2 separate regions of the Homo sapiens genome follow, and region 2 is linked to region 1. Evidence: chromatin loops called from intact Hi-C (ENCODE). Cell type or tissue: chondrocyte. All regions are shown on one strand. Each heading gives the region's core, and the rest is flanking DNA. Links, peaks and the distances in the headings are about the cores only. Region 1 overlaps CFAP298-TCP10L (CFAP298-TCP10L readthrough). Region 2 overlaps URB1 (URB1 ribosome biogenesis factor).

Region 1 (4,391 bases), core at 223-4,222:
TTTTTTTTTTCTTTTTTTTTTTTTTGTTGAGATGGAGTCTCGCTGTGTCACCCAGGAGAGCAATGGCATGATCTCGGCTTACCACAACCTCTGCTTCCTGGGTTCAAGCAATTCTCCTGCCTCAGCCTCCCGAGTAGCTGAGATTACAGGCACACACCACCATGCACAGCTAACTTTTATATTTTCAGTAGAGACCATGCACCATGTTGGCCAGGCTGGTCTCGAACTCCTGGCCTCAGGTGATCCACTCGCCTTGGCCTCCCAAAGTGCTGGGATTACAGTCTCCTCACCTTGGGCAATTTAATCCCTCTGGACTTTGGTTTCCTAACTCGTGAGATGACAATAGTAGTTTCTTTCTAATTTGGCTGTTTTTAGGTATAAACGAAAAGAATATATAGGTAAAGTGCTTAGTACAACCGTCTGGGAAATAGCAAAGTCCCCATAATGCCAGCTGCCGTTACTGTTATGTCTAGTATCGAACTTCTCCTGGAAATCAGCCACCTCTCTCCTTGAGCCCTGTCCAGGGCCAGTGGGTTTTTGGTAGTGTAGAGGGGCAACTCCTATCTTGCAAGGAACGGCAAGAGGTCGGGGCAAGCAGCTCTCTCTGGTCACTTCTTCAAGGGGGTGGTTGCTGAGGCTTTGGAAGGGAATTTAGTGAGCTCAGACCCTCTCAAGGCTACTGTGCTCCAAGTATGTGGCAGTTCATTTCAAGCTTGATGGCACACTCTTTGCAGAGCAGTTGCCAAGGAACGAGGTAATCTTGTGACAGAAATACTGCCTGATGCTGTCAGTTTGATGGTCGAAAAGGTTTTAGGTGGTATCAAATTTTATTACTAGCATTCCTGGTCTCCATGAAAGAACCACATAAGAAGACAAGTTATGTCAAAGGACAAAACCACAGACCTAGATGGGCACCGTGCATACAGCAGACACTTGGTTTCCTTTTGATATTGACTCAAACAGGGACTGGATTAAAAAAAGAAGAAAATAACAACAAGACCACAGACTTAAGCTGATCAGTGGTCTAACACTGGCAAGATTACTTTTGTTGATAAATTGATTTCTTGGGAAATCCTGGGAAAGTTCCTGGACGTGACCCTGTGGTCCTACCACCACTAGCTACCTGTGACCTTGGGTGAGTCAGCAAGTGGATGCAAAGGGAACACACACAGCACGGTGCCACAGCGGGCACCACCTGCCCCCCGCCGTCACAGATGGCTTGCAAATAAGCTACTCACGTACTTCCTGAGATCTGCTGCACCCAAACACACCAAGCTCAGAGAGGCTTTTGAGGCAGACAAGGGCAGGGAGAGAGGATGGTTCTTCTCGCATGGGTATTTAAGGAGTGTAGTGTCATGCGTGAGTGACTTTTTGGTTAGTAAGTTCTGCTGATTACATGAAGCAATGGGATAACTATCACGGCCAAAAGAGTATTCCTACTGCAGGCTCAGTAAGACTTTCTAATGATATTGAAGTAGTAGTTCCCTGAAAAGAGCTACTATGATCACATGGCTTGGTTAACTGTTTCTTACAAGTCTGAGCATGAATTTAACACACACGAACTATACACTGACAAAGACAGGATGCTCCTGAAATAAAATCACAGCATCTTATTGCATATACTACATCATCCAAGGTCAAAACCCTTTCATAGAGACATTTAAAACTATAACCAAGTAAAAGAGAAAATAGATGCAAATTTGCTTTTACAAAATTTGAAAATCAACCAAAAGAGTAAGGCACAAGATGCAGTCAGCTACAAAGCACTTCAGAGAACAGCGCTTTGCTCTCAGGTCTGGGACCCACCCCCTGGGCAAGGCCGCCTGGCAGCAGGCAGGAACCAAACCCCTGCCACCTCCACTCACTCCCAGGGTTCCTCTTTGCAGGATGGTGGGGAGCGCAGGCACCAAGGCAGGAAGGCCAGGGCAGGAAGATGCCCCGCGTCCTTCACTTTCCCTCAGTGTGAGCACACCAAGTTCCCTCTAACCAGGAGAACAGGACCCTAGGCACCAAAAGTCAAGCATGAGGGACTGCCACAGGCAGTCTGGCAGGTGTCTTTCAGATGCTAAAGTGCCAGGGTTTGCAGGATACTTGGATGGTTTACAGTGATGATGAGTTGGAGTCTTTAAACTCAATGGTGTCCTAGATACTCAGTTAGGATGATAGTGATCCCATCCATCCCGTGGTTGGTCACTGAGCTGCGTACGAAGCTGGCCTAGAATCAGACCCCGCATCCATAGGGAGAAATCATCACCCTCTACCGGGATCTGGATTTGTTTTCAGGATCTATTCTCATGAAGGAGACTTGAGAAGCTGAGAAACTCCAGAAGAATTTAAGTTTCAAAGTCAGATGAGTTTGCTACTCAACCTTCATCATGGTTGTAGCTTTCGCTCCCAGAATACAAGGCCAGAGAGGCACCAACCAGGAGGCAAACTTCACCTTCAAGGCCAGGCAACGCCTGGCTACAGTTAGACCCCGCAGCAGGGTTAAAGAAGGCTACAGTTAGACCCCGCAGCAGGGTTAAAGAAGGCTACAGTTAGACCCCGCAGCAGGGTTAGAGAAGTCTCTCCAGCAAGGCTGGGAGTTCAGCTTCCAATAGATCTAGAGGGCCAGGAGAAAAAGCATGCTGAGTGCCTGGCGGCATCTAGTGGTCACTAGTGGTCACTGCCAGTCATCAGCTTTCCTCCAATAAACCAGTTATCATGAGAATATAAAACAATCAGGAAGAAAAAAAAGTGTAGCTTTTTTTTTTTTTTTTTTTTTTTTTGAGACAAGAGTTTCGCTCTGTTGCCCAGGATAGAGTGCAGTGGCAGTGATCTTGGCTCACTGTAAGCTCCACCTCCCGGGTTCACGCCATTCTCCTGCCTCAGCCTCCCGAGTAGCTGGGACTACAGGCGCCTGCCACCATGCCCGGCTAATTTTTTGTATTTTTAGTAGAGACGGGGTTTCACCGTGTTAGCCTGGATGGTCTTGATCTCCTGACCTCGTGATCTGCCTGCCTCGGCCTCCCAAAGTGCTGGGATTACAGGCGTGAGCCACCGCGCCCGGCCAAAAGTTTAGTATTTTATCAAAGAAAACCATGACATACTAAATAGTCCTGAAACAAAAACGATTTACACATTTTCTTCTGACTAGGTATTTATTAAGTTCTAAAACCTTGAATAACTGCTATTTTAAAAATTCACACTAAAAGAAAACTAGAAATGTTAACATCTTTTACAGAGGGCAGTAAGTGGCCTTTTTTTTTTTTTTAAATTATAATTGCCTAGGAGAAAGGTGAGCTAATCTCTTTGGAAGTGTCATCAGCTGGTGAACTTCATCTTGGTCTCCACTTTATGTCTTTCACTCCATGAAAATGTCTTTTCAAAGCAGTGTTATCCGCCCATGGTGAGTTTAAATAGGCATCATCATCATTTTCTTCCAATCTCTGGAAATAAGTATGTTTTATTCAGGCAGGCATTTCAGGAAAGTGTTTTGCACATAAAGAGACTGAAGAAAGAGTCCATGACTGACCTCCCCCTCTCCCTGCCCTCTAGGAGCAGGATACTGCCATGTCTAACACCAGGGGACACCTGGCAGGACCCCGACAGACCTGCAGACAGAAGCTCTAGAAAGACCCCTCCCCGGCATTCTGCAGAGCTCACTGCTCCCCAGCAGCCCCAGGTAAGGCACACAGGCTATGTGTGGGCGCCAGCACTGCAGAAAGCCCATCTGTCCCCTGCTACCTTGAGCTCCTCTTGTCTTCTGTGATAGTACAGCATCAGCTGCTTCTGCTCCTCACTGCTAATAATAGGCTCTCGGGCTGGAGCTCCCTGTCCCCTCTGCAAAGAGGAGAGCAGAGCAAATTGTGGATTAAGGTGTTCTTAGAGTGACAATCCTGAAGTTACAACAAATGTTTTACGATTGCCTTTGCCGGCTACTAAAGATAAACAGGTCCCCCATGTCTGATCACCCGAAGTGAAGCATCAAGGGAAGCCTTGGTCTTGAGCAGCCCTGAGCCCTGGACTCTCACTGTGTGGAGACCAGAGGCTGCACGATACCATCTCTGTCTTGACCATTCCCAAGGCAGACACTGCAGGCAGGTCCAGTGGGAAAGGGAGGATGCTCAGAGCCACGGACTCTGGATCTACATAAGGTGGAGGGCCCCATTTCCCCAAAATCACAGCCTAGTGACGTAGGAGCACCCACAAAACCAAGGCGGCCCCTCAGGTTACAGCGCTACACGATGTCCTTCAAAGGTCTCGAACCTTTCCTCCTCCCCCTCCTGTACACAGCATCAGCAGTTTGAAAAAGCCTGAAATCAGTGACGGGCGAAATTTTACATTTCAAGGAACATATCTGTTTACTTGCAGCCCTATTTTTACGCTTGAAATTAACATAGTATATTTCC
Region 2 (4,391 bases), core at 276-4,275, 260 kb before region 1:
CAGCCCTCACACCCTCACCTAGGACGCTGAGAGTGGCGCCATAGGCCCCGAGAAGCACTGCAAAGTGGCTGCTCTCACAGACAGAGGGGCACATCTCCACCACCGTCAGCATCAGGTCCACCAGCGCTTCTGCAAGAAAACAACCCTGAAACACATGGCATGGTGGGGCAGACACACTGAATACCAGAAGAGGAGAGAGCCTTCCAGGCAACATTGAAATGCTGGAAATCTCCTCCTCTGAATAATACTGGTGTTTGGACTGCCATCTAATCCCTTCCCCGCTTATTTTTTTGTTATTATTATTTTCTTTTCTTTTTTTCTTTTTTTTTTTGAGATGAGGTCGTGCTATGTTGCCCAGGCTGAACTCCTTAGCTCAAGCAATCCTCCTTGGCATCCCAAAGTGCTGGGATCAGAGGCATGAGCCACCGCGCCCAGCCCCCCACGTGTTTTTCAATTAAGACATCTCCACAGTCACCTTTCTTCCTAGGCCTTTGACAAGGCTGAATTCAGTCCCTGCGCATTCCCCCTCCCAAATGTTAAGCCAATACAGATTTTCAATCCAGGCATGTTTTCCCCATGACTGTGCTACCAAAGCCTCTACTCTGTCTACTCTTGCCTGAATTGAATGGTGGAGCCCTTTTAGTTTTTCTACTACCCATACCAGTGATGTGGCTAATGGCTGTCTTCGACTTATTAATAGCAGTTTATTACAGTCTGACCCTGTGGTGATTGCTAATACTTCCGGGTGTGAATTTTATCTGTCTAAACAGAGCGTGGCGTCAGGAGGGCAGGAACCCTCGGATTATCTTCTCTGACATCCGACCTGTGAGCACTAAAGTGAATCCTTACTGAATTAGGGATGGAGCCTAAACTTAGGCTTTTGAAGTTCTTTACCACTGAACTGTCAATGGGCAAGTTCCAACCGTTTTCCCTTGATAAAAGTTTCAATCTTCCCAAGCAGAAATTTCATGCAACTAATCAATTTCTCTCAGGTTAGACACCCACACTTTTTTCCCACGCGTGACTTCCCCTCGATCCCAGATTTTAACATGAGCCCATGATAACGGCACTAAGATCTCAAACACAACTTCTGTAAGCCAGTTAAGGCCTTGAAAACAGGTTTGTATTTGCTGTTTGACCACAAGTCAGAGGAGACATTTCTTCACCCTGGATTTGACAGAAATAAAACATTCTGACACTGTCTTGGCAATGCTTCCTTAGCTCCGAGAGCCGGAGGGAGATGAGCCTCAGTGCAGCCAGTGTAAGGAAATCAGGAGATAAAATCTGGATACGGAATGGAAGGGCTGGGGTGAGGGGTCACCTTTTACTTGGCTGTCCGGGCTCTCCTCTCCGTCAGACGTCAGTAGAGTCGGCAGAAACAGCGAGTGCTGCATGAGCATCACGTAGACCACCGGGAGCTGGATGAGCTTCGTGCGCACGGAGCTTTCTGGGCTGTACAGGAGCTGTACGGCGGTGAGGAGCATCTTTAAAAATGTGTGGTCCTGGTACCGAAATCTAGGCGGCGAGAGTCAAAGGGAAAAGAGCTTTGCTAAAAGGAAAATTTATTTTACAGGAAACAATAAAGATTCTTTTTCTCAGTATTTTATTTATTTATTTATTTTTGAGATGGAGTCTCATTCATTCTATTGCCCAGGCTGGAGTACAGTGGTGCAATCTCAGCTCACTGCAGCCTCTGCCTCCCAAGTGCAAGTGATTCTCCTGCCTCAGCCTCCAGAGTAACTGGGATTAAAGGCATGCACCACCACGCCTGGCTAATTTTGTATTTTTAGTAGAGACGTGACTTCACCATGTTGGCCAGGTTGGGCTTGAATTCCTGACCTCAGGTGAGCTGCCCACCTCGGCCTCCCAAAGTGCAGGGATTACAGGCATGAGCCACTGCGCCCGGCCATTTTCTCAGTATTTTATTAAGAAAATGTTCAAACAACACCAAGTTGAGAATTTTGCAGCAAATACCCTATACCCACCATCCAGGCTCTACCACTGACACGGCACTGCATAGCTCTATCACAGTCTTGTCTGTCCACTGACACAGGGAGCACTTCTCAAAACAAGGGAGGGATGCAGTGCATTTATTTTCTTTTTTTTTTCTTTTTTTTTTTTTTGAGACGGAGTCTCGCTCTGTCGCCTAGGCTGGAGTGCAGTGGCATGATCTTGGCTCACTGCAAGCTCCGCCTCCCGGGTTCACACCATTCTCCTGCCTCAGCCTTCAGAGTAGCTGGGACTATAGGCGCCCACCACCACACCTGGCTAATTTTTTCATATTTTTAGTAGAGACGGGGTTTCACTGTGTTAGCCAGGATGGTCTCGATCTTCTGACCTCGTGATCCGCCCGCCTCAGCCTCCCAAAGTGCTGGGATTACAGGCGTGAGCCACTGAGCCCAGCCCAGTGCATTTGTTTTCTTTATGACTCAAACACCAAAAGAACTTCCTGCTTAGTGGAAACGCCAGGAGGCATGAGAACAGCTGCGCCTGAGAAAGAGGCAACTTAGTGCCTCCCAGGTCACCTTGCCCGGCCTCCCTCCTTCCTCACTCTCCTCTACTCAGAACTTCCATCAAATGGTTCAGAAGCCTTCTATGTCCTAAATCCCTTCAAAACCCACTAAGGAAAGGAAAGCAACACGCTCTAAAGAAAGTGTTTTTCAGTCCTATACGAATAACTTTAACCTAAGATGGAAAGAAATATCATAATTCTGTGATGGTAACCTATAGTTGTCATTAACCTGGCACCCACTCTCACTTCTCTCTCTCCTCTTGTGTGAAATACTTTTCTCTGTTTCAAGTTCATGGGATGGTCAGGGAAATGAAAATAATGCATGACTATCTGATTGCCCCAAACTGAAGAGCTGGAATGTATCAAGGGTCAGGAAGGATGTTAAGGGAAAATGAACGCTGACACACACTCTGTTGGGAGTGCAAATTCGCTGGCCGGGCACAGTGGCTTACGCCTGTAATCCCAGCACTTTGGGAGGCCGAGGCAGGTGGATTACCTGAGGTCAGGAGTTCGAGACCAGCCTGCCCAACATGGTGAAACCACGTCTCTACTAAAAATACAAAAAATTAGCCGAGCATGGTGGTGCGTGCCTGTGGACTCAGCTACTTGGGAGGCCGAGGCAGGAGAATCACTTGAACCTGGGAGACAGATGCTGCAGTAAGCCGAGATCACACCATTGTACTCCAGTCTGGGCAACATGAGCAAAACTCTGTCTCAAAAACAAAAACAAAAAATTTGCTCAACAACTTTGGAGAGCAGTTTGAGCATCTAGAACTGAAGATGCACCCACACTAAAAGCTAGTAAGTCCCCAATCCACCCCAAGAGACATGATAGAGACTGTAAGACTATAATGGGAGAGAATGAGAGAATGAGACAGAGAAAGAGAAAAACAGAGAGGGAGGGAGAGAGAGATGTGATGTAAAGGGGAGAATAGGGAGAACAGCCTAGACATTTGTCAGTAGAGGACTGGCTAAGTAATCTGGAATATAGTCAAAAGACCGAATATTCTACAGCAGTAAAAATGAATGACTTAGATCTACAAGTATCAGTACGGGTAAATTAGAAACATCTCAGTGAACAAAAGGATGTATAAAGAATGATACATTAAAAAAAAAAGAATGATACATTAGTGTAAAATGTTAAACACGCTAAATAATACTGTTTAACAACATACTAACACTCAGTGTATGAAAATACAAAATAAGATACTGACGAGACAAAGCAGAACCTCAGAAGAGTGTTGACCTTTGGTTACAGAGGGATGAGAAAGAAACAGGACAAACACAGAAAACTGTCAGCATGTATTAAATGTGGGGGCTACTATTATTCTCTGCACATTTCTGTATTTCTTTAAATAGTTCTTTTAAAAGACTGCTTCTCTCATCATCAGAAGCACCCTGTGTCAAGAGGCAAATCATTTAACTTCTCCAACTTCTATCTCTAAAAACGAGGTGACATCGGCTCCACCACGTGGATTATGCTAATAACAAGCTATAAAAGAGGCTTTGCATGCTGAACGACATTCACACCTTTACCGAAGGGCACCAAGAAAATAAAATCAACTTACTTGAGTCCCTTCTTCACGAATTTCTGCCAGTCACCAGGATCAACTTCATTAAGTGCATGCTATGAATAAAATAAGTAAGAAAAACACATGAAACATCTCAGTCTACAAAATACTAAAAGGCCCCAGCTGCAGAGCCTTCAGAAAGGCATCTGCCTCCATGGCCTGACTACCTCCTCTGTAAAACCCATGATCAAAGGGTTGAAAAGAGGAGCGCTGGTGTCCCCTTCTGCTCTGACACTTGTGATTCAACCCAGCAGCTGCTCTGTTCTGGACTCTCTGTGCAATGATTATTTTTTTTTAATAGAATAGGC

The links. Peaks named below come from ENCODE experiments on the same cell type or tissue, not always from the same donor. Only the 100,000 strongest peaks of a DNase experiment are listed, where the experiment ranks them.
Region 2: it touches region 1 in a loop (2.8-fold over the local background); 3 of 110 quality-filtered maps call a loop at or near these places.

The regions. Positions count from the first base shown.
Region 1 is chr21:32,598,546-32,602,936 of GRCh38, forward strand. The region is part of intron 5 of CFAP298-TCP10L (CFAP298-TCP10L readthrough); the gene reads right to left. CFAP298 (cilia and flagella associated protein 298) reads right to left here. Exons shown (of 7, transcript NM_021254.4): 6 at 3,727-3,822; 7 at 809-3,428. The coding sequence ends at 3,318. Among named protein-coding and RNA genes, the nearest start is that of CFAP298, 12 kb to the right of the region's middle. In chondrocyte, for the core only: CTCF peaks have their summits at 2,648 (motif pointing left) and 2,853; no DNase peak of the experiment used is centred there.
Region 2 is chr21:32,337,386-32,341,776 of GRCh38, forward strand. It overlaps URB1 (URB1 ribosome biogenesis factor), which reads right to left. Exons shown (of 39, transcript NM_014825.3): 25 at 4,081-4,139; 26 at 1,322-1,515; 27 at 19-129. Among named protein-coding and RNA genes, the nearest start is that of MRAP-AS1, 31 kb to the left of the region's middle. In chondrocyte, for the core only: CTCF peaks have their summits at 2,459 and 2,659; no DNase peak of the experiment used is centred there.